5 separate regions of the Homo sapiens genome follow, and all the other regions are linked to region 2. A link is a loop called in an ENCODE intact Hi-C map of the cell type or tissue named here. Cell type or tissue: PC-9. All regions are shown on one strand. Region 1 has its middle 3.9 kb from the start of GUCY2F. Region 2 overlaps ACSL4 (acyl-CoA synthetase long chain family member 4). Region 3 has its middle 120 kb from the start of ACSL4. Region 4 has its middle 110 kb from the start of TMEM164. Region 5 overlaps TMEM164 (transmembrane protein 164).

The links. Peaks named below come from ENCODE experiments on the same cell type or tissue, not always from the same donor. Only the 100,000 strongest peaks of a DNase experiment are listed, where the experiment ranks them.
Region 1: a loop joins it to region 2, with 8 times the contacts of the local background. A loop is called at or near these places in 8 of 110 quality-filtered maps.
Region 3: a loop joins it to region 2, with 9 times the contacts of the local background. A loop is called at or near these places in 80 of 110 quality-filtered maps.
Region 4: it touches region 2 in a loop (11-fold over the local background); 64 of 110 quality-filtered maps call a loop at or near these places.
Region 5: it touches region 2 in a loop (16-fold over the local background); 11 of 110 quality-filtered maps call a loop at or near these places.

The regions. Positions count from the first base shown.
Region 1 is chrX:109,483,455-109,488,454 of GRCh38, forward strand. No RefSeq gene overlaps it. Among named protein-coding and RNA genes, the nearest start is that of GUCY2F, 3.9 kb to the left of the region's middle. In PC-9, CTCF peaks have their summits at 2,493 and 2,693; a DNase peak (open chromatin) is centred at 2,507.
Region 2 is chrX:109,710,359-109,715,358 of GRCh38, forward strand. All of the region lies in intron 1 of ACSL4 (acyl-CoA synthetase long chain family member 4), which reads right to left. Among named protein-coding and RNA genes, the nearest start is that of ACSL4, 20 kb to the right of the region's middle. In PC-9, CTCF peaks have their summits at 2,810 (motif pointing right) and 3,009; DNase peaks (open chromatin) are centred at 2,843 and 4,163; H3K27ac peaks cover 2,876 bases.
Region 3 is chrX:109,854,246-109,859,245 of GRCh38, forward strand. No RefSeq gene overlaps it. Among named protein-coding and RNA genes, the nearest start is that of ACSL4, 120 kb to the left of the region's middle. In PC-9, CTCF peaks have their summits at 2,848 (motif pointing left) and 3,047; no DNase peak of the experiment used is centred here.
Region 4 is chrX:109,888,641-109,893,640 of GRCh38, forward strand. No RefSeq gene overlaps it. Among named protein-coding and RNA genes, the nearest start is that of TMEM164, 110 kb to the right of the region's middle. RefSeq lists an enhancer at 2,300-2,594 and a silencer at 2,378-2,447. In PC-9, CTCF peaks have their summits at 1,223 (motif pointing left), 2,435 (motif pointing left) and 2,635; no DNase peak of the experiment used is centred here.
Region 5 is chrX:110,144,855-110,149,854 of GRCh38, forward strand. TMEM164 (transmembrane protein 164) reads left to right here. Exons shown (of 7, transcript NM_032227.4): 5 at 1-22. Among named protein-coding and RNA genes, the nearest start is that of MIR3978, 65 kb to the left of the region's middle. In PC-9, CTCF peaks have their summits at 1,159, 1,419 and 1,903 (motif pointing left); no DNase peak of the experiment used is centred here.

The DNA of each region.
Region 1 (5,000 bases), 230 kb before region 2:
CTTTATGTTCACAACAACCATGAAGGTGGATATTACCCATTCTTTCCATTTTGTAAATGAGGATGCCAAGACTGAGATAAATTAGGCAATAATCATACTTACTGAGTGCCAATGATGTGACAGGCATTTTTGGAAGCCCTGTCTCCTTAGATCTTCACAGTGACCCCACGAGATAGATACTATTTGAATTCCCAGACATCCAGAGAGGTTACAGTAACTTACCAAAAATCACACAGCCACTGGTCAGTAGAGACAGAATTTGAACTCAGACACTCTAATTCTAGTAAGTAATAGAGCCAGAAAATTTAAACGCAAGACTATTTGGCTCCAAGAAAGCTCACGTTTATCCTTGATATATTCCACTAATGCACCCTTGTGCTATCCCTCCAAAGACTGCTTGCACTCTAATAGAGTCTCCAGAAACACACCGTGACTACCCAAAGGAAACAATCCCTAATTGTAGAATTTCAGGTGACCTGATGGAAATACTGGTGCAAGTGAGGGCCCCAGTTAGCATTCTCTATGTAGTGCTGCATGGTGCCATGAGCAACCCCAGTATGGATTTTATGAGAAGGTTCTGATGAGGACTAGGATGTTCAAGGGACCATCATTCAAGGAATGTTCCAAAATCCTGAATAGACATAAGATTCTAAATTTATAGGTAGAAGTAGCTGGGAATTAGCACATAAATAAAATTTCTAAAGTGAATTTGCTTCTTTTGATTAAGAGTTCCACAAACACTTGTTGCTCTACGGACTTTACATATACTAGCTCAATGGATCATCACAACTGTCCTATGGGGTAGGTATTATTATCATCCACATTTTATAGATGAAAAACTGAGGCACAAAGAGATTAAGTAATTTGCCCAAGCGCATACAGCTAGTTTCTGGTGGAGCCATCTGTGAAAATAAGTACTCTAGCTTTAGAGTCAGGACTCTTAACCACTGCCTCTTAATCACAGTATGGGGGTCATTGGATTTATCCATACACTCAAGAATTCCCATTAGATCTCTAAGTTTTAGTTATAGTATAATTAAAGATGATTTTAGAACAGAAATCTAAAACCATTTGGGGTCCTCATGAATCTAAAATTATACAGATACTTCAAATCCATTCACGAGTACAAACTTAAGAATTATTCCTATACACCTTTTAGAACTGCTATGTCAGAAACATCAGCACACTGTATGATTAAGTATTGACCTTAGTGTTCTCATGGACTTACAACACCAGAATGTTCACGGATTCTACTACATGTTGTTGGAACTCGTATCAGTTCCTGTCTATGTTTCCAATATCAAAGCCTAACAATTTACAAAATTTCATCTTCTCTGTATGATCTTTACTCCCTAAGGTGCCATGGAATGAAAGAATCCAAAATAGCACCCTCTCCCTCCACAAAACTGTGAAGCCAGTCACATCGATTGAGCTTTCCTCTTAACATTAGTTGCAAAGAAAAAAAGTAGCGCTTTTACATTTTATATATACATATATTACTACTAAACACTACAGGGAACTCCTAATTACATACATCATGGGAAATGGCCTTACATAATATTAGCCTAGGATCCTTGCATTCCTTTGGAGACTAAGATGCAGGGCTGGGGCATGAGGTATAAAAATGATTCAGAATGGTGTGCTTCTAGTTAATCATCCAGAATAAGGCTTGGACAAGTAGCTCCTTGTCCTGGGGGAAGTGAGAACCTGGGGAACAAGGGAGGTGATGGACAAAGATAAATTAGAATGAGAGAGGAAAACTACAAGAAAGGATGTTAGGCAAACTTACACATTTTGCTTCATTCCAGTGAGGGCTCTGAACTGTGATTCTCGACCTTCCTTTAGATTTTTCACCTAACCCTACCTGACAGAAAGTTATTTTTCTGATTCAGTAGTAATAACAAAATTCTCCGTCTGCTTATAGTACTAAACAAATACTTATAGTACTCAACAAGGCATATATTGTTTCATAAAAGTAGAATAGCTTTGGGCAACAGGCAAAATGATAATTTCCAATTTTTGAGCATCTCCTTTCAACTGGCACTGTTAGCCTTACTTCATTTATTTCTCACAGCATCCCTAAGAGGTAGGGAAAATTCTTATTCTCACTTTAGAGATACAGAAAAAAAAAATAAAGTACAGGAAGTTTATGTGCTCTGGCCAAAGTCACACAGCTGATACATGGTGGAGCCATGATGCAAATTCAGGTAGCATAGTTCCTGGGCCTGACGCTGAATAACTTTGCTATACTGCTTCAGGATGCAAAGAAGTTATTGAAGTGTATTACGCTGTATATTTACAGTATACGTTATTTTGTTGACATATATGTGTGTGTATTTATGGCATTATAAATGAGTTTGCTTTTCTTCAGTTTTGAGTGGAGAAGTGACCCAGCTTTCTGCCACATTCAGCCCAGAAAACGTGACCCGAATAAACCTCAGTGCTGCCCTCTAGTAGTCAGCTCCCACACTGAAAGTAAAGCCAAGGTTGTAATGACACCACGCGGCCGCAAGATGTCAATATTTTAACATTATTATCAAACTCCTCTAAGATCAATTTTTTTTAGAAATTAATACGGGTTGCCTGATTGTTGTAAAACTATGTTAGAAAATTCAGAACAGTAAAAAACAGAAAAAAATTTTTGCTTTTATTGAATCCTGTATTTTTCCAAAGTTATACTCAAACCAGGTATACAATTTTGTAAACTTATTTTTTTAATTTGACATGGAAACATACCTATGTTCTCACTAAGGGCACAGGATTTGGAGTCAAGCTGACCTGCCTTCAAACCCCATCACCATATTCCCTAGCTGTGTGACCTGAGGTTAATTACTTAATTTCCCTAAAGCCCTAGGTTTCCTCAAATGAAAGAAATTATGATAAACAGAACTATTTCCCAGCACTGTTGTGGGGATTAAAAAGAATGATGTACATTAAGTGTCGCACACGGTGGGTGCTCAAAACATGGCATTTCTTTAGACCATGCTAATCCCATGGCACTCTTGTTTTTAGAAGCTCCACTCTACATTTTATCACATATACTTTGACATGTACACACCCCATATCCCATGTCAAATAAGTATATATTTTGCTAAAAATTTGAGACGATTTTAAAATTTTGCCTTTGAAATTTATTATCAGTTATGCTTCTTAGCAGAGATTATATATACTAAAGAATTCTTACCAACTGATACAATCTAACCAACCATTTTTCCAATGTGTCAAAATTGTTCTGAACACAAAATGAAATAATCTATAAAAATGATGAGTTACATTTTTTGACATTTACTTAGACATTTATAGACTTTAATTTTGCAGTTATCTTCATATTTTGAAGCCAATAACTTTTGTCAGGCTTCAAACCCCTTTGGCAGATCCTTGGGAAGTTCATAGGTCTTAGGCATTTTCCTTGTAGTGCTCAATGGATTAAAATAAAAGAATCTGGTAAACATTATTACCACTTCACTTATGCATTATTTTATGGCTACAGAATATTTAATTTTGTATATGTTCCAAAATGTACTCAATCATTCCTCTAGTACTTAGGTTGTTTCCAAATTTTCCCTATTATAAATGATGCTACAATGCATATCATTAAATATAAACCTCTTTTCAATATAATAGGATTATTAATTTATGATAGAGTCCCAGAAGTAAAATTACTGAGTCAGAGTGTATGAATATCAGTAATGGTTCTTAACATGTATTGTCCAATGACTTTCCAAAATATTTGGACCAATTTATGCTCTCACCAATGGTCAATAAAATAAAAGTGTCCATTTTATTGCCCTGTCACCAGCTGCAGATTGTCTCAAATTTACATTTGTCAATTGTATAGGCCAGAAAAAGATATTTGGTATTAACGTCTATTTTTCTATTACTATTGAGTTATTTAAAAATTATTTTCTCATAATTTTATAAGCCATATGCATTTTCTGCTTTGTGAATCTTCTCTTTGTCTCTTTCCCTGCTTCTAAGGTCCAGTGGTAGACAGAGGATTCCCCAAAATTAGTGTCTTTGCACAGTCTTATGCAGAATCAGGTAGTTAATAATACTATATAGTGCTTATAAACTGTGCTAATACTATGGATTGGCTTGCTTCACTTCCATTACACCCCGGAATCTTCTGTACCTAAGATTTGCCATGTGGATTAGATGTCACCAAGTAGATGCACTCATATGAAGTTTGGCAGTTAAAAGTGGGCTGAAAAACTATGTGTATATATGAGGTTTTCTGCAGTGCTCATTTTCCACCTTCCTAGGTCTCAAGAGGAAGTGATGTGCTACCCCCACCAAAGTCAACAACAGCAGCGTCCCCATCTGGTTTCTAATCACTGGGTCACAGCTATTGGATGCTCTTCATCTAGATCCGTAGGTATTCAGAAACAGCTGCAGCAGCTGCAGAGGAGAAAAGAGCAGGTTTTTGATTCTGGCAGAGCTCTACTGGTGACATCAAAGATAGTAATTCCCTTAAAGTTTCAGTTCTGTATTTTTCTGGAACTACGCTTGTGAAATAGACCGTTAGACCTTCCAGCAATCTTGTAAGTACTCAGTACCCTGTTTTAAATTCCTGCCTGTAAATTGTTAGGAACTTTTTGGAACATAATCTAACTGTATATATTACAATATAAAAATATGTATACACTTTGACCTAGCAGTTGTACTTGGAAAAGTCTCTTGCACGGTAATAAAAGCATTAGCATGTGTTTTCACAAAGATATTTATTGCAGTGTTATTTTAGTGGCAGAAAACAACCTGGAGAAAACCTGAATGCCCACCAATGGGGGGGTGGTTACATTCATTACAGAACATCCATGCTGTGGAATACTATAAATCAAACTAAAAAATTTAAAATTTTTTTTAAAAAGGAAAGGTTGTCCATTTATTGATCTGAAAGTATGCCATGATACATTTAAGGAAATGGTCTGTATAATTCCATTTTTGTAATTAAAGAGGCAAGAGCATTCCCTTCTGCTTAAGAAACTTACAGTGGTTTCTGT
Region 2 (5,000 bases):
ACGACGGGCAAGTAAATGAAAGCACCAGCTGCACACCATTAATCACACAAACACACAAGACTCTTTATTCCAAGTGTTTTTCAATGATATCAAATTACTACAATCTTAGTTTATGTGCAACATTTATAATCCAATTTCTAGAATCTAGATTAACACCTTAACTGATGACTTCAAACTGAAGTCAATTTCTCATCTCACAAAAAACACACTTGTATCTTAAACAGATATAGGATAAATCAGATGCATTGTAAGAAAATATCTCCGTGTATAGGTATTTGATTTGTGACTTTAAAAAAGTATAGTCCTATTTAATAAGTTATGTTCACCCTTTAACTAATTTTATTTTTTAATTTTTAATTTTTTTTGTTGAGAGATGGGGTCTTGCTTTGTCACCCAGGCTGGAGTACAGTGGCACAATCATAGCTCACTGCTGCCTTGAACTTCTGGGCTCAGGGGATCCTCCTGCCTTAGCCTCCTATAACTAGGACTTAGAAACTCACCACTGCATCCAGCTAACTTATTTTTTTATTTTTGTAGAGTAAGCATCTCACTATCTTAACCAGGCTGGTATTAAACTTCTGGGCTCAAGTGATCCTCCGGCCTTGGTTGCCCAAAGGGTTGGGATTACAGGCATGAGCCACTGCACTCAGCCTAACTTTAAAAATCAGAGAAAAGGATATTGCCAAGTTAACTTTAACAATCAAACAAAAACCCTAGCCTTGCAGGAAATACATATTTCACACCAATTTTATTTTTGTAATAAACATGTAACCAGTTATAATTTCCCATCTATGGTTTTTTGGAAAATATGTGTCAATAGCCTCAGAGTTGCATATCAAATGAAGCATTTCATTCCCAATCAAGAATAAAAGACTAAAGCAAACCTGTATTTCTAAACTAATCCAGATCCTATAAGCTCCAGCTCTTTTTATGGTAGGTAGTACCAGACACAGACCATTCCATTTACTAAGGAAGACTATGCCCCAGCTGAGAGGCAATCCAGTATGGTAGTTAGGAGCCAATATGCTACAGCCAGATGACCTGGGTTCAATCCCTGGCTGTGCCACTTACTAGAGATGGATGACCTAGGGCAAAATATTTAACATCTTTTCCTCATTTGCCACAACCATAAAAATGGAGGGGATAATATTATTAGTTACAGGTACTGTCATGAGACTTAAAAGAGTTGATCTCACAGCTGTAGCCATTACGAACTTGAACCTCTTTTAATTTCTCAAAAGCATCAAGCTTAATCTCTCATCTCTGCTTGCTTCTAGCACATGCTTTTCCCTTTGCCAGTAACATTCTCTTCTGCCTTTTCTTGCTTCCCTTTAGGTCTTCATTTAAATGAAATGTGTAGAAAGCCTTCCTTGACCTCCTATGTTACGTGAAGTGCCTCTGCTATTTGACCTCAAAGTACCCTACGGGACAGCACTTAAATTTGTCTAAGTTCCTGTTCCCCTGCTAGGCTCTAAGCTCCTTAGAGGCAGAGGTCATGTCTGTCTTGATAACTACTGTAATACCTGGGGCCTAGCACAGTACTGGTTCACAGTAGGTGCTGGATAAATATTTTTGGAATTAAGTTGGAATGAAATAAGAAGTCATATTATGTAGAAAGGAAACCAAAAAAGGATTTCCAAGATAAATCTTTCAATCTGAGTAGAAGTATATGCCTCTCCACATTTGAAATACATAGGAGGGCCTCCTCTCATATATTAGGAGTCTCATCATTGAACAGGAGAAGTGGCATTTTTTTAAGAGATGGGGTCCTGCTCTGTTGCCCAGGCTGTAGCACAGTGGCACAATCGCAGCTCACTGCAGCCTCAAATTCCTGGGATCAAGCAAGCTTCCCACCTCAGCCTCCTGAGTAGCTGGGCCTACAGGCACTCGCCATCATGCCTGGTTCATTTTTAAAAATTTTGTAGAGACAGGGTCTCACCATCTTGCCCAGGCTGGTCTCAAAACTTCTGGGCTCAAGCGACCCTCCCACCTCTGCCTCCCAAAGTGCTGGGATTACAGAGGTAAGCCACCATGCCTGGCCAAGAAGTGCCATATTCTGACCAAGTACAAACTTGATGCCAATTCTGGGTAAGAACCACGACTTCATAAGCAGAGTAAGTGACAGTGTGTTCAGTGTGTTTACACTTACTATTTCACATCCTATATTCCAAAGCTTTATTAAAATAAGGGTATCACAGCAAAATTATATGGCTAGTGTCCCTGAATATTATCAGCTGGCCGAAATGAAGCTCGTAAGTGCCAGTGGCATAGGTGGGGAAAATAAAAGGAAAATGAGACCATGAATGTGGAAGAGTATGCAAGAAAGAAAAAGAAAGCCAGCTGCCATGGCATGTGCCTGTAGTCCCAGCTACTAAAGAGGTTGAGGTGGGCGGATCATGTGAGCCCAGGGGTTTCAGACCAGCCTGGGCAACATGGGGAAACCTTGTCTGTACAAAAATTTGCAGGCCGTGGTGGCACACGACTGTAGTCTCAGCTACTCCAGAGGCTGAGGTGGGAGGATCGCTTGAGCCTGGGAGGTGGAGGGTGCAGTGAGCTGAGATTACGCCACTGCACTCCAGCCTGGGCGACAGAGTGAGACCCTGAGAAAAGAAAGAAAACAAAAAGAAAGGAAGAAGGGAGGGAGGGAAGGAGGAGAGAAGAGAGAAGGGAAGAAAGGGAGAGAGGAAGGAAGGGAGGGAAGGAGGGATGAAGGGAAGAAGGGAAGAAGGGAAGGGGAAGGGAAAGGGATGGGAAAGGAAAGAATTTGATGCAGTGAAGAGTGCTAAAGCAACATCAGCAGCTTGTCTATAACGTGCCACTGGGTGGCACCACTGTCCTTAGCTAGTCACTACAGATATGGAACCAGGATAGAGGACCATCAGGCTCTCTTGCAGAGCTTAGGTGAAAACTCAGAAGTCTATCTCTACCGTACTGACACACAGATGCAAGTCACTATAGTTAAAGTTCTCTGCATATGTCATCAACACAAGGATATGTCTTCAGGATGTTGTGCTTATCAGAGACTCCTGGAAGGTAAGTTTGTCAACATTGTTGCTTAGTCCAAAGGCTTCAGAAACAGCTCACTATTCTAAATGCAGATTCTCAGGGAAGTGAGAGATGGGACAGGGGTGCAGGGTGGTCAGAATAACCTAGAAATCTTTTTCAAGCTATTAGGTTGAACCACATAAAATTGCCAATAGTAAAAAATTTGCTACAGACAAAAAAAAAAGGCAATTTCAAGTCGTTCAACATAATATACATACATTTAGAATCACTGGCTTATTGAGCCACTGTAATGATAAGAGTGTCATATTTCTCATTTGTTAGGGGGGAAAAGATTGAGAAGACACACACAGTTGGCCTTTTACTTAAAATCATGAAGAATTAACTGAGCAAAGAGATGGAAACAACAAAATATCTAAAAATAGGGAATAAACTACAGTCATGAACCACATAACATTTCAGTCAATGACGGACTGCATATACAGTCGTCCCATAAGAATATAATGGAGATGAAAAATTCCTGTAGACTAGTGAAGTCACAGCAGGGCACATTATTCAAGAATACTAGCAAACCACCATGGACATATCAATATTTCTAAAAAGAATGACACCTTCTCAAGAAGCACCTCAGGCAGGTCCTTTAGGAGGTATTCCAGAAGAAGACACTCTTATAGGAGATGACAACTGCATGCATGTTACTGACCTTAAAGACCTTCCAGTGGGACAAGATGTGGAGGTGAAAGACAGCGATACTGATGATCCTGACCCTTTGTAGGCCTCGGCTAATGTTTGTGATTGTGTCTTAGTTTTTTGTTTTTGTTTTTGTTTTGAGACTGTGTCTTAGTTTTAACACAGAAGTTTAAAGAGAAAAAAATCAATTTTAAAAATATAAAAAAGCTTTTAGAATAAGGACATAAAGAAAAAATATTTTTGTACAGCTGTACAGTGTGTTTGTTTTAAGCTAAATGTTATAAAAGAATCAAAAAGTCAAAAAAATTTAAAAGTTTGTAAACTAAAAAGGTTATAGTAAGCTAAGGTTAATTTATTACTGAATAAAAATATTTTCATAAATTTAGTGTAGCATAAGTGTACAGTATTTATAAAGTGGACAGTGGTGTACAGTAATGTCTTAGGCATTCACAGTCAGTCACCACTCATTCACTGACTCACCCAGAGCAACTTCCAGTCCTGCAAGCTCCATTTATGGTAAGCACCCTATATAGCTGAACCATTTTATCATCTTTTATACCGTTTTTTTTTACAGTACCTTTTCTATGTTTAGATATATTTAGATACATAAATACTGAGCACTGTGTTACAACTGCCTACAGTATTCAATACAGTCACATGCTGTACAGGTTTGTAGCCTAAGAGCAATAGGCTGTACCATACAGTCTTGGTGCATAGTTGGCTATACCATCTAGGTTTCTGTAAGTACACTCTATAATGTTCACAATGATGAAATTGCCTAACAACCCATTTCTCAGAACATGTCCCTGTCATTAAGCAACCTATGACTATGTAACTACATGTATTAAAAACAGCAAACATGGCAAGAGGTTCACAAAAGAAGTAAATGCTAATATTAAGTATAAAAAAAGCAAGAGGTGCAGTGGCTCATGCCTCTAATCCTAGCACTTTGGGAGGCTGAGGTAGGGGGGATCCCTTGAGCTCAGGAGTTCGAGACCAGGAATGAGGGATATATACTAAAAATATCAGTAGTTGTCTCTGGGTAGGAAGATCACCGTATTTTGTTTTATGTTTTTATATACATACGTTTTCTAAAATAAACATGTATAATAATTTTGAATTCTGAAACCAAAGAAAAAGATTTTGGTAGAAAAACAAGGGAAATCCAAATAAATTCCTTAGTTTAGTTAATAGTATCACACTAGTGTTATATAAAATGTTAACATTAGGGGAAGCTGGGGGCACATTACACAGGACCTCTGAACTATCTTAAACAAATTTTCTGTAATTTAAAATCATAAAACAGG
Region 3 (5,000 bases), 140 kb after region 2:
CCCTCCAAACAGAAGGAAATGAGTTTACAGACTAAAGGGCCAACTATGTATTTAGCACAATGACTATATGACACATAGAGACATTGTTGTGAAATTTCAGAATGCTGGGGATAAGGTCTCCAAAAATGTACCTCTCACTAACCATTTCTCAGGAAGCCACAAGAACATGTGCTCTACCAAGACAAGGGAGTGGTCAAAGGAATATATGGGGTCCAGGAAGTAGAAGGTTGAACACAAGAGAATGATAAAGAAAATTCCCAGGATGAAGGTGAAAGGAAAGCCCAGGAAGAAAGCTGTGCTGTAGGTTAGGGATAGGTAAATGGAAGGGTCTGGAAAGATGTATCCAGGAAAAAAGATAGAACCAACAAATTACCTGATATGTTGGCCATATTGAGAAGCATTTTAGAGTCCTTTTGGAAAGTATGGGGTTGGGTTAGTACTAATAGGCACACAAAACTAAGCTAGTGAAAAAGAAAATCATCATTAATTCTAAGAAAAACTACAGAACTGTGTGTATGTAAGGAAGGGAAAGGATTAGAAGGAAGCTAAATCATCATATCCCATACAAGAAGTGAATTTTTAAAAACCACTTAAAATTTATATATCATAAAATAGCAATATAAGCTATAATTCCAGAATTTAGAGTTGCATACCAAAGCAAAACCATAAACCAACCAAGAGAGATAAGAATGGTTGTCTCTTAGAAGTGGGAAACAGGGATTGGGAGGATGGAGGTAGCTGTTGTTTTTTTTTTTTCAACATAGGACTTTGGGGTACTATCTGTTCAACTATATGCATTTATTACTTTAGTAAGAGTAGTAACTGTTGAATAGTGTCTTGTGGAGTTTATATAATTCAAATAAAATTCTTAGCACACTACTTGAAGCATATAAGTGTCATTTATTTATTTAGACAGAGTCTTACTCTGTTGCCCAGGGTGGAGTCAGTGGCATGAACACCACTCACTGCAGCCTCAATCTCCTGGGCTCAAGTGATCCTCCCACTTCAGTCTTCCGAGTACCTGAGAATACAGGTGTACAACATCATGCCTAGCTTTTTTTTTTTTCCAATTTTTTGTAGAAATGGGGTCTCACCATGTTGCCCAGGCTGGTCTTGAACTCTTGGGCTCGAGCAAACCTCCTGCCTTGGCTTCCCAAAGTGCTGGAATTACAGGCATGAGCCACCTTGCCCAGCCAAACGTCACTATTTAAACTCCCTGTTATATAGTATGTACTAAAAAAACATAAAGTGGAAAGTAGTTATAATATTAGCTATAGAAAACTATGTTTATTTAATCAGGAAGGTCAACCGGCTCTATAGTGTTGGAAATCATGTAAGTCTTTGGCTTTCAGCCATTTTAGATCATTAGGGCTACTTCCTATCTTCTATTCACACACAAAAATTGAGAGCTTTACTATCACTTCCTTTATTCTTGTAAGTCAAGAAAGACAATTGTGCCTTTGTCCTTCTGACATTTAGCCCAGAAGTGAAATGGGCTACAACACAAATAAATGACCTGGTTTTGTTTTGTAAAGCACATGAAACCTTGATGTCTCAGACTGGATAGAGTTTTCTCCAACTTTGCAAAGGTGCTGATACTTCTATTTGCAAGGCTGAAGACACTGACTTTCCCTGATAGCTAAGCAACCAAAACTTTGAACTCTCAGGTTAGGGAAATGAAATCTGAAAAAACAGCTTAAGGATCTCCTATGATCTTCTCCACATCTAGAAGTGTACCTGGGGAGTTTTTTTTTCCCAAGACTTCCCACATCCAAAAATCTTAAATTCTGCTTTGTTTATTTGTTTGAGTTTTTTCTTTCCTTCTATTTAATTGCAAACTAGAACTATGCATTGAGACAGTTTGATTTTGATTAAAGGCCTAGTCACACACAATTTGGATAACATTTCCTATTCTCCAAAAGAGTCGAAAATTTGTAGAATAAAGAGGGCATATAGGTGGTGTCGTTTCCAATACAACTCTGGACTGTGGTGTCAAATTGTCCTGGGTTTGAGTCTCAATTCTACCACTTCCTGTCACCGTAAGCAAGTTACTTAACTTCTATGCCTCAATTTTCACATCTGGTAAATGGAGACAGTCATAGCATCCACTCTCTAAAATTCTTGTAAAGATTAAATGAGATATGGCATGATAATCACTTCTCACAGTGCTTGGTCCATAGTAAGCACCAGAAAATTGAAAGCAGTTTTCCTTATTCCTCTTATCTCTCTAGGAAATGAAACCAATCCTTTCTATTTGAGGTATGGCAATCAAAAGGTACCCAATCATTGGATAAAGAAAATGTGGTATGTATACACCATGGAATATTATACAACCATAAAAAAGAATGAAACCATGTCCTTTGCAGCAATATGGATGCAGCTGGAGGCCATTATCCTTAGCAAATTAAGGCAGGAACAGAAAACCAAATACTGTCATGTTTCACTTACAAGTGGGAGCTAAACATTGGGTACACATGGATATAAAGATGGCAACATTAGACACTGGGATCTGCTAGAGAAGGCAGAGAGAGAGGATGGGGGCAGGAGCTAAAAAACTGCCTGTTGGGTACTATGCTCACTACCTGGGTGACAAGATCATTCAAACCCCAAACCTCATCATCATACAATAAACCCACAACAAACGTGTACTCTCGAAATCTAAAATAAATGTTTAAATTACAAAAAAAGTTACCCAATTGAGCCTTAGATATATCATCCAAACTGGAAAAGTATAAAAGTTGGAGGTAGCCCAAATTATCAAAATTAATACTTTTCATTTCTTCATGGTAAAAGGAAAGCTATTTTTAAAAATTCAACTGTGGTTTCTCATCGTGTCTCTGGCGCCCACTAGTGGTAAAATACATGAATTTTCTCCCAGTTTCTGGGTGCATTTTGAAAATACGGCCCAATATTTAAGCTCTAAACTGGAACTGAGAGATAATTCTTTAAACTGCAGCTGTGATGTTTGTTTTTTTGACTCAAATCAAGATGTTACATATTTTATCTGTGTTTACCCTTACAACTCTGGCTGCTGAAAGCACGCACACGTGCACACACATTTCCTGGGTCAAATTCAGGTCAAACTTTTGAAAGAAAATAGTTCTTGTTTTAGACTTGGATTCTCTACTTAGACTGGGATGAAAATACAAGATGACCTAATGAAGAACTAACAACGCACCAGTAGTTACAACCTTGGAGATTACCAGGCCAGATCTATAGGAACCACACAAGAGCTGAAAAACTCCAACTACGGATTGGCACTGGTAGTTTACATGGATAACTTTGATGAAGAAAATAATCTTTCATAGCCTGCACTGAGGAACTTCTGGGAAAAGTCATTTGAAGTTCTGTTAATTATTCAGCAAATTATTTTCATATTTTACTTTAAATCTACATTACTTAGATTGTCTCTTTGTCATTGGTTGCTTGAGAAAGATTTAAAAGAGATCAAGACAACTACATTTTCAATTAAAAGACAATCATAAAACCTTCTAATTTGGATCACCATGCAACATCCGGCCTGGGGAAAAAGGAAAGGCCATTTCCGATTCCAGTGGCTTGAGAAATTTCTGACGTAAAAGTTCTATTAAATGTTTATTTAATCAAAAAGAATGACTAAATTCTTTGTTGTCATGCCTCATGTTGCTTCATGATTTTCTCTATTTTTTCCTTCTTTGTGTTCTTTACCCTATCTATTGCCATTCCTTTTCCCTACACCTCTCTCAAATCAATTCTGCTTTATCTTACAGGGTTAGGAATCAGATTTCAAGTTTCCTGAGACACCACCTCCACAGAACCATTGAATTTACATCATCATTAAATAGTGTATTCCAGAAAATATGACTAAATAACCAAAGTTGCCACGGTTTCAGAGCTTCTAGGAAGGGAGTTGCTTTTCTTGGCTCTGCTCTGAAATATGCTCCCCAACATGCCCAATTTTGCTTTCTCTTTGTCTGTTGGACAATGCAGCCTGCACCATATTCGCTACACCTCCCACATTGCCTAAGACCTCAATTATTGTAACCTTGTTCTATCTCTGCATATTTGGTAATTGAATAAAATAACGTATTGTACCCAGCAAATAGTGTCCTGTACCCATCCAGTGCAGAACACAGAATGCGCTGGAGAATTAATGGAGCACAGAGAAAACGTTCTAGCAGTGGGAATCATCTGAGAAAATCTTCAGCTAATGAGCTGGGAAGCTGGTTTTGCCATTTGGGATATGAGCCTCCCCAAACTACCAAAATGTGACTTTACTTTGCCTACTATGGATCATAATGATAACAAACAATAAAAAAAAGAAAAATCAACAAAGAAATAGATCCTAGGTCTCCCAAAATACAACTGAATAAAAGCTAGAAGACACAAAGGTATAAACCTTGCTTGTAAAATCTAACCCTACTTATAAAAGTTGTCATATTGAGCAGAAACTATGTCTTGACTGAATTTTTTGTATCTTCTCCCGAAGCCAGAAAAGTGCTCTCAATGAACTCAAGTGAGCGTTGACATGAACTTGATTGTCTCTCTCTTGGTTAGGGAAAAGTGCAATTACTGAAATGGTTGTGAAATTCTGGGACCAAGTTCGGCCCATTTCAGGCAGAGGGGTTACCCACTTCGAGGAAAGTGCTGAGATTAGCCCAGTTTCCTATGACTTCTGCACCACTTTAATTTCTGCTCATTACAGAGCAAGACCCTCAAGGGCTTTTGGAGCCCTTGAAGAAAGAATCAGCCACGCTTAGTAGAATTTTAGTGTTAAATGTGTTTTACTGTCTTCCTATTCTTTTTTAAATTGAGAATTCTCATACAGGACATAAGTAGTTCCAAGCTTACAAATAGAGTCAGTTCTAAAAATGTGTTTGTAAGTCAGTTTTTTGAACTCAGATTCCATTTCCCCAAGGATCAATAGTGTAAATGTTGACTAGGTTCCAAGTCCAACCTGGAAGAGTTTCTCTAACCTTTAATGTTGATGAAATACTGAATCTTGGCCAAAGAAAATAGCA
Region 4 (5,000 bases), 180 kb after region 2:
ATGAAGCAGGTACTATTACTATCTTCTTCTTATAAATGAGGAAGTTGAGGCCCTGAGAAATTAAGGACTCTGTACAAGTTTACACAGCTACTAAGTGGCAGAACCTGAATTGAAAACTAGTTGTCAGTGCAGAGTTTCTGTTTGAGATGATGACAATGTTCTGGAAATAGATAGTAGTGATTGTACAGCACTGTGAATAGACTTAATGCCACTGAATTATATACTCAGAAATGATTAGAATGGTACATTTTATGTTATGTATACTTTAACACACACACACACACACACACACACACACACACACACATACACACATCAGTTGTCAGACACTGGGATTTTAACCACTGTGTCATATACATGACCTCTCAATGGGCATTAATCAAGTTTCTATTATTCAGAAGACCCTCCCAATGTCATAAAGCGAGGGCTAAATTTGCAATCAAAAGACCTCTGTTCAAACACCGTATCTGCTTCTTACAATGAGTAAGTGGCTAAGACTTGTCTGAGTTTTCTTGGGCCAAAAGGGGTACAAGTCATACACAAGCCTTTCTCCAAGAGTTCACTTCAGTTGCAGACACTCAGGTCCCTGTAATGTTACTGGATAACCTTGGGGAGAGGGGATCCAGATCAATTTGAGCCCCTGACAAGGAGGGCAAGGAAGCTCTGAGCCAGCTTACCCATTCTTAGTTACTCCTCTTCCCAAAGTGAAATGTGGCAGCTACTGGGTGGGGACTTTTAAGAGGAAGTGAGACAGCTACTGATAGGGGAACTTGAGGAGGGCCCCCTTGGAAAGGGGAAGGAAGATGAGCACATATTGAGATAAACCATTTTCAGGGTGTTAAAACTAGATTAAAACCAGTGTTTTTACATGTCACAAAAAAGAAATCCACACCACAAACAATCCTAGTAGCTACTTTTCCTGCAAAAGTAATCATTCTTTTATCCAAGGTTCCTTGGGGATTAAACAACAACAACAAAAATCCCTCAAAGTCCTTGTCAGCTTCTTTGGTTCCTCTATGACTTTTTACTGTACTCAATGGAGAGAAGTGCTCAGTAACAACCGAGTCCCCAGATACACCATGACATTGCAAGAGAAGATGAAACATGAGGAAATCCACCCCCTTCCCATTTTCCAGACCACATCCTCCTCCCCTGTTCAATCTCCCTAAAGTTTTCACTAGGCTTGTTCAGGTCAGGAATGAACTATAACCAGTGGATGCTGCCCTCTGCTGCAAAGCAGGCTTCATCCGCGGCTGCACAGCCAGTCTTGGCTTCCACAAGACCTCTCTTGTGTTAATGATTCAAAGCACATGTTTGTAATTAAAAATAACAATAATAATTCAGGGTACCAGGCTGACCACGCAAATATAGTTATCCTGAGAGGGGGGCTTGCAGAACACCTTTCAGGGCAAATCCCCCACCACCTTTACATAGGACTGAGACAGCCTAGAAAAGTACAGAATGCTTTACTGTTATTTTCCTCATCCTGGCCCCATGCACTAACTAGACACAGTCTTTCCAGAGAAATACCAACATGACACAACCCCACGGGGGCATTGGGTCCCTCTGTTCTGGATTTGCCTCCTTCTGCTTCACTTCAGTTGTCTTAATTCCATTCACCTTGGTTCTCTGAGCCCCGGTTGACACAGCACACTGGCTCTCTACGCTCCCCTCTGTCTCCTTCTGCTGCCATGCCCTATTGTAGCCATGTCCTTCCATCTGGCACTCAGAAATCTTTCCCAAATGTCATTCTGCTAGTCTCCTGACACCTTCACACAATCTGCCCATCCTCTTGGACAGAGCTGACATGGTCCCCGAGGCTGGGGATGCTAGAGGCCACCTAGTAGCCACTAGGAAGCAATGCTTGTACTCTGTGCCCTGTGCACTCAGTGACAGGCAAGGAGGCTGTGGAACTATTCTCACAATCATCCGGACCTGTCTTCTCAACCCCATTGGTGCTGCCACCTAAGAGATTAACAAGGGAGGCCACTAGACTCAGATTGCTCAGATACAATTATAACTGGAAACATTGGGTTCTAAGGAAACACTGCATAAATCACACTCTTCCCTAGCTGGCTGACTGGCAATACGGTGGGATCCCTTTTGCAAGCCAGAATATGTTGGAATTATACTGGAGTGATGTGGACTATACTGGATTTTTTCAGATTTCTAAACTGCTTTAAGAAACATTCCATAGCTCCACTTGGCAAGATATAAACAAACTTGTAGGAAACTGGGTTAGTTTTACCAGTCAAATGAGTTGGCAGCCCAATTCTTCTGTCTCAAAGAGATTAATGAGCAATTAATTTCCCAGACCAGCTAAGCCTGGGAACTTCTGGGAGCTAACGGATTTTACCTGAAGGTGAAGTCCAGCCCACGTCCGTGGGCCACCACATCAGACCCTCCCAAGAACGCAAGGGAAGGCCTAATTTACATAGTTGCCCTGCCCCCTAGTGTCCACAGGCAGCAATAACAGCAGGCAGGACTCAAGCTTCTAGGTATGGGCAGCAGGGCTGCAGGGCTTTTTTTGTGCTCCACACAATGGCGCCTGGCTAAAGGGATGTGGGAATGAAATTAAGCTCATGCTCTTCTCACCAAGCCTTGTGCCCTGCACAGGACTGCATCCATCTGGAGGTTGACCTCTTTTTTCTAATCTGTCTGCCAAGAGGAGCCATTTTTTTTTTTGGTAATTCTATTTTAAAAATTTCCACATAGCTTGAGATTTCTAATGTCTAAAGCTACCAGAAAGGCTGATACCAATCCCATGTGATAGGCCAGGCCGTCGGCATGTACTCAAATGTATATTCCATTTCTGAAAATTCACTTGTCCTATAAGAATAGCTCAGGGTGTTTGTGTAGAAGTGGCCCCATTCCAGAAAATTCCCGGACTGGGAACTTCATAGTCATCCATCCAGCTATGAACTTCTGTTAGCTCCACCCCCAAAATATATCCTGAATCCATCCACATCTCTCCATCTTCACTCATTTCTGATCCAAGCTAGCAGAAATTTCTTGCTACAATGGTAGCAATACAGGGAAAAACATTGGCCTGCTACAATGGTCTCCCTGCTGCCACTCTGGCCCCTCCACACAGCAACCAGAATTATTTATTAAAATATATGTAAATTCATGTGACTCCCCGCCAATGGCTTCCCAATGGGTTTAGGATAAAATCCAAAGTCTTTCCGTGGGTTACTAGGCTGTGGATAATCTGTCTTCTGCTTAGCTCATCTACCTGTCGCTCACCACTCTCCTGCTCATCCACTAAGCTCAGCAACACTGGCCATTTGTTTTAATTGACATTTTTATTGAGATAATTGCAGATTCACATGCAGCTAAAAAAAACAAGAGCAAGATCTCTCATACATTTTGCCCAGTTTTCCCCAATGGTAACATTTTGGAAAACTGTAATATCATAGTAAGAATAGTGATGTTGATACAATCCACCTATATTATTCAGATTTCCCTGGTTTTATTAATATTTATCCTCATATGTGTGTATGTGTATTTAGTTCTATATAATTTGATCATCCATGTAAGTTCATGTGATGGATACCACCACATGTTAAATAAGCATATCATGGAAAATGGGGTATGCATCCTAAAACAGTAGGTCTTATAGTACATAGTCAAAGTACTGAACAGTGCCATCACCTTGAGGATCCCTCCTATTGCCCTTTTATAATCATATTCATCTCCCCCCACCTCCTTAAACCTAGGCAACCATTAATCTGTTCTTCATTTCTATAATTTTGTCACTTCACAGACATGATATAGATAGAATTGTACAATATGTAACTTCTGGGACTGGCTTATTTTCACTCAGCATAATTTTCTAAAGATTCATCCAGGCTGTTGCATGTAGTTTTTTTTATTGCTGAGTTGTATTCCACAGTATGGATGAGCTTCAGTTTAATCATTCACCCATTGAAGGGCATTTGTGATATTTATTTACAGGTCTTACATAAATATAAGTTTTCATTTCCCTGGGATAAATCCCCAAGATTGCAGTTGCTAAGTCACATTGTAAGCACGTGTTTAACTTTTTTTTGTTTTTTTCGAAACAGGGTCTCACTTTGCTCACTCTGTCATCCAGGCTGAGTGCAGTGGCATGAGCATGGCTCCCTGCAGCCTTCATCTCCTGGCCTCAAGCGATCCTCCAACCTCAGCCCACCCAAGTAGCTGGACCACAGGTGTGCTTCTGGCTAATTTTTTTTTTTTTTTTGTAGAGATGGGGATCCTCCTACGTTGCCTAGGCTGGTCTCAAACTCCTGGGCTCAAGTGACCCCGACACCTCGGCCTCCCAAAGTGCTGGGATTACAGGTGTGAGCCACCACGCCCAGCTACGTGTTTAATTTTTAAAGCAACTGCTAGACTGTTTTCCAGAGTAGCCATACCATTTTACATTCCCACAAGCAATGTATGAGTGACTCAGTTTCTCTACACCTTCACTAATAGTGGTGTTGCCACTATTTTTTATTTTGGACATTCTGATATGTATGTAGTACTATCTCATTGTAGCTGTAATTTGCATTTCTCTAATGGTTAACAATGTTGAATAGCTTTTCACATGTTTATTCTTCATGTGTATATTCTCTTCGCAAAATGTCTGTATATATCTTGCCCATTTTCTAACTGGATTTATCAAATATTGAGTTTTGAGAGTCCTTTGTGTGTTGTAGACATGAGTACTTTCTCAGATACGTGATTCGTACATGTTTTTTCCCAGTCTGTAGCTTGCCTTTTCATTCTCTTCATATGTACTTTCACAGAGCAAAAGTTTTAAAATTTTCGATGAACTATTTTTCCTTCTATAAACCCTGCTTTTAGGGCTGACTCTAAAAACTCTGCTGAACTCTAGATCCCAGAGATTTCCTCCTATTTTTTTCTAAAAGTTTTATAGTTTTTCATTTTATGTTTATGTCTGTGATCAATCCTGACTTAGTTTTAAAAACTTTTTATTTTTAGTGCTTGTGGGTATATAGTAGGTGAATATATTT
Region 5 (5,000 bases), 430 kb after region 2:
ATCTACCTGCTTTGGAAAGGAGGTAAGGCCAGCAAACCACATTCCTATGTAACCCCCACACCTAACCTCTCCCTTCTGTTTTTGGGAGTCACAGCCTCTTGGGTGCTTCCCAGGATCTTCAGCTGCCGCTTGACTGAGTTTCTTCAACATAATTTATGCCGGGCACCAGGAAGTGGGGAGATGGGAATGGACGAGGCCTGCAAGGGGTCTGGGGACTTTTTAGACCCACCCTTCACTGGGTGACTATGGTGCTGCTGACTGTCTGTCACAGGGCCTGGGCTTTGGGTTCTTGATGGTGGCATTGTGTTTGCATGGAGCCCCCCACACTGTCACCTTCTTGTACTTGTGCCTTCCCCCTGCCTCAATGTGCAGTGTGGGATAGAAGGAGAGAGTAAAGCACTCGGTCCCCTCAAGAACAAAAGAAGATATTGTAAGGGGCAAGAAGTCCGGGGACCAGGGCAATTATGGGATTGAGGGGAGAGGCAGGTGAAAGAGTGGTGGTCACCCATGTAAAATAAACCACTGAAAACCTTCATTTGGTGAAGAGGGAGAGACCACCAACCTGGTAGAGGCAGCCTGGAAAGGAAGCTGATCTATTTGTAACCTCTCAGTGACCCTTAGATTATCCCTTCCCTCTATTGTGTAACAGACAAAAGGAAAGGGGTGCCTATCCATCTAGGCTTGTTGTGAGAGCCACTCCTTCTCAGTGTTCTTTACTTTCTGAAAGGCCCTGTGACTGGAAGTCATCCTCTTTTAGTTTTAGCCCCAGCCTCTCTATCTCAGTTGCTGAGACTTTTCTGCTCCTACCTCACTCCAGGCAGCAAGGGTTTCATTTCTACCATACTGAAAGTGGCATGAGGCCACATGGGCCCTTGAGCTCACTGGAAGATAGTCTGGGAGTTCTGCTGGGCACTGCTGCTTCTTGGCTTATGCGTGGATGCTCTAAATCAGGCATTCCGGCAGATCTTAAGATCTGGTGTGAGATAGCCCCAAGGACTGGTCAACCCAGGAACATATTACAGGATGGAGTCTACTTATAGTCCAGAGATTTGCCTCCTATGCCTTGATTTCTATCAGTTCTCCATACTTGCCTAAATATTCTTTGAGACTGCTTTTACCCTGTGCGGCCACTTGGGGTCTCACGATGTCCCAAAACACTTCCTTTTAATTTGCTGTAAAAGCACTATTTTCCTCACGAGGCTTTAAGGAAAGTCTGAAGTTCCAATATCCAGGAGACTTGTGCCATTTCTCAGGTCTGTCCCCTGTGGCACAGGAAACAGCCTCTTAATATTAAGTCTCAGAAATACACACATTCTGAATAGAACCAGGCAGATAGGTGTTCCTGGGCCTCAGAACCCTGCTACTCATCGTTCCTGGCTTCTGAGGTGTGTGATGGAAGTCCTAGCCAAATCTGCATGGCTGTTATTTAAACATATTTGTACTCTAAGGTCACCATAAAAATCTGTCAGGTAGCTGGGTTAGACTGGTCTGACATGGAAAATACCAAGTAGCCATCTTTCCTCCCTCCAAAAGAATAATCCAGGAAGCCACATCCTCAAGACTTGGCTAACTCTAAGATAATTGTATCTCCTTAGAGCAGATCCTCCCGATAGCCCAGTTCCCTAAGTGGCGAGGTGAGAGATAGTAGGGCTGTAATGAGAGACAGTATGCTCTGTTATTGCTAATAACCAATAGATACCCTGGTGCAGTGAGGGTTTAGCTTGCAGCACCAGTGGAGTGATCTCACCAAACTGACTTTTTACTCCAGGACCTCAATGAGAGCATCTACCACCCCGCAGAAGTTGATGGGCCCCAGTACCTTCTATCTGGCCAACTTTGAGCTATTTTGAGGGCTCATCTCCCATCTCCCTTTCCAGCTCTTTACTGCCATCTGCTGTTCACTTGGGGGGAATTATGAGCATTGAGAGAAACATCTGGATTTCTTCACCTTTGATCCCAAGCCTTGGACCTAGGCCTTGCAGAGGGAGAATGGATCTGAAGCAAGCTGTCAGAAGATTAGTTTTCTGTAAACCAAGAAAGCCGAGAGTCTGGGGCTTCTGTTCCCTAGAAGTCGCTTGTAATTTTGTAGAAATAAATGGCTTAGCAATTTTTACCCAGTACAAGACAGCTCTCCTATAGGTATCTCCCATGCCCAGGAACCCTGTTTTCCTGAAAGGCAAGGTCCTGCTTGAGCATATAGTGCCTCTTCCTATGGTTTGGGGTGGGTGGGTAGGTGGCGCCTTGTGGGAAACCCACTCATCCCTTATTGTTGCAGACCTTATGCACTGTCACAGTACATGGGACCTCTCTCATCCACACTGCTCTTTTCTTCCTCTGGCCTGTCCCTTCATTTCCCTGTTTCCTTTCCTTCAAACTTGTTGCCTGTGGCCCTCTGGAACTCTATTTCTTTTTTTTCTGTGTTACAGTATTTTTAAATTTAATTTTTATTAGATACTGACAAATTATGCTTTTATATATGTGTAGGGTACAAGGTGATGCTACGCTATATGTATACAATGCAGAATGATTGAATCAAGCTAATTAACAAACTATATTTCTTACAAACCACTCCCAACCCCACCGGCAGCTCTGCATGGGGCACAGAGCCTTCCTGTCTCTTGCCTACAGCTTCCTCTAATGGAGGCTGCTCTTTCTGCCCTGCCCCATATGCTGCAGAGCCCCCTCTGTCTCTTCTAGAGCACTATCTCATCTGTACGTTAGGGGAAAAAGGCTTTCTCTTTTACTATTCTCTCTCTTTTTTTTTCATCACCACCATCACTTGACCTCTTGGTCCCTTCCCCTATATTCCTAGAAGTCACTGGCCTGTAGCTCTCAATATTTCCATTATAATTTGAGCCAACATCCTGAGAGACTTCTTGTAAGGACCACCCATCCACCCCAGCTTCTCAAGGTTTGGGCTTCTTAATTGCAGTGACCTCAGCATTCCCTTCTTTTCAGCCACCAGGACCTTGTTTTCCCGTAAAGCTCCTCTATGTGAGAACGTAACTCCTGTTATGTTCTTTCTTTGACCCAAATCTCCACTCCTTTCCTCTTCTTCCTATTCAGCTTGTATCTCCATGACCTATCATTGAAACTTTCACTAGCTCCTGAAAGTGTCTCACCTCCCTTGTCCCTTCCAACTGGGATCAGTGTCCCATGCCTTTTCAGTGTGCCCAGTCTTGGCCTACTGGAGGAGCTCTTTCAAGCCATTCTGATTAGGGCCATGAAAATTTCATGATGTCTATTATAATTGTGCTCTCAACACCATTGCTCAATTTATTTTCTGTCTATGGCCAGCTCCTCCACACATTGCCCTCACAAGTCCTGTGCTAAATCTTTACCACCCTCCTCAAATTTCCTGTCTACTCTGTTCAAACCTTCTGTTCTCTCCACCCTCAATAGATCCCCCCTCTCCCCACAAATGACTGAGAAAATTGAGGTTTTGGGATGGAAATTTCCTCAACACTTCTCTCTACCTCTACAAGCTTCTTTACCCACATCCATCCCTATCTTCCTCCTTCTCATCCTGGAAGAAATGGTGTTCATTCTGTTCTGGCCAATAATATCCCTGTGCGATTAGCTCCCACCCCTGCTACCACCTCTGGAGCCTCATTCTATCAATTAATCACTTATGTACCTGGATATTCTTTTTCTTTCTTTTTTTTTCTTTTTTTAGACAGGGTCTCACTGTATCACCCAGGCTGGAGTACAGTGGTGCAATCACGACTCATTGCAGCCTCAACCTCCTGGCTTACATGGTCCTCCCACCTCAGCCTCCTAAGTAGCTGGGACTACAGGCACATACTACCACACCCGGCTCATTTTTTTTTTTTTTTTTTTTTTTTGTATTGTGTAGAGACAGGGTTTTGCCATGTTGCTCAGGCTGGTCTTGAACTCTTGGGCTCAAGTGATCTTCCCACTTCAGCCTCCCAAAGTGTTGGGATTACAGGCATGAGCCACTGTACCTGGCCATTAGCTGAATTTTCAACCCTCTCTTCACTGCTGGCTTTTCAGCCAATACAGATGTTCAAATCTTTCCCATTCTAAGAAACTTTCTCGCAATCCCATACAACTCTGTCTTCCCTCTTCCCTTCACACCTAAGCATCCTAAAAGAATAATCTAAACAACATTTTCTAAAATTTAGTTCTTTGGGCAAGACAATTTTTGTCTTATCCACGTAACCATGTGTGTTATTATGTATGTAATACATGTCCTTAAATCTATTGAGTTTTTTTTTTTTAACTAAAATATATACGCTTTCAAGAGAAGCCCCATAATATCCATGAGATTGTGGCTTTGATTTACTGGTTATCTATTTTAACACAGTTTATATACAAAACTATTAAAAATGAAATGTTTATCTGTTTGCCACCTGAAATCACCTCATACATGGTGCATAACTTTGGGAGACACTGGGGTCTGCCCTTGAGTTTTCTTCTCAATTACCCTTTATTCCTCAGACCATTTACTCTGATATCTAACCCTCTACCAGACTTTTCACAGAAATGGTGCTTCTAAAGATCACCAGCAACGTCTGTCTGACCAAATCTAATGACCATCTCTCAGTCTTTATCCTACGGAATGCTGTTGCATTGGATGGTATTGATCACTCCGTTTTGGATTGCTCTGCTTCGGGGCTTCCAAAGTTCCTCCCTTTCCTGGCTTTCCTACCTCACCAATCATGTCTTCTCAAGTCTCCTTCACAGGTTATTTTTTCTCACTCCTCTGAGATGTTGAGTTCTGTTCTAGGCTCACATCTCATTCTAATTGTCTGGTATGGTTTTGCCTGCTTTCACGGTTTAACTACTAGTCTGTCTAGTTATGGCTGCTACATCACTGTCTACAGCTCAGACTTACGAGAGTCACATTCATATAGTTTACTCAACTTCTCTACCTAAATGTCTCAAGCATATGTCAAACCCAACCTGTCTGTGTCAAACTCATTATCTTCCCTGTCAGCCCTCCTGCTCTTCTTGTGGTTCGTGCCAAGTAGCAGCAT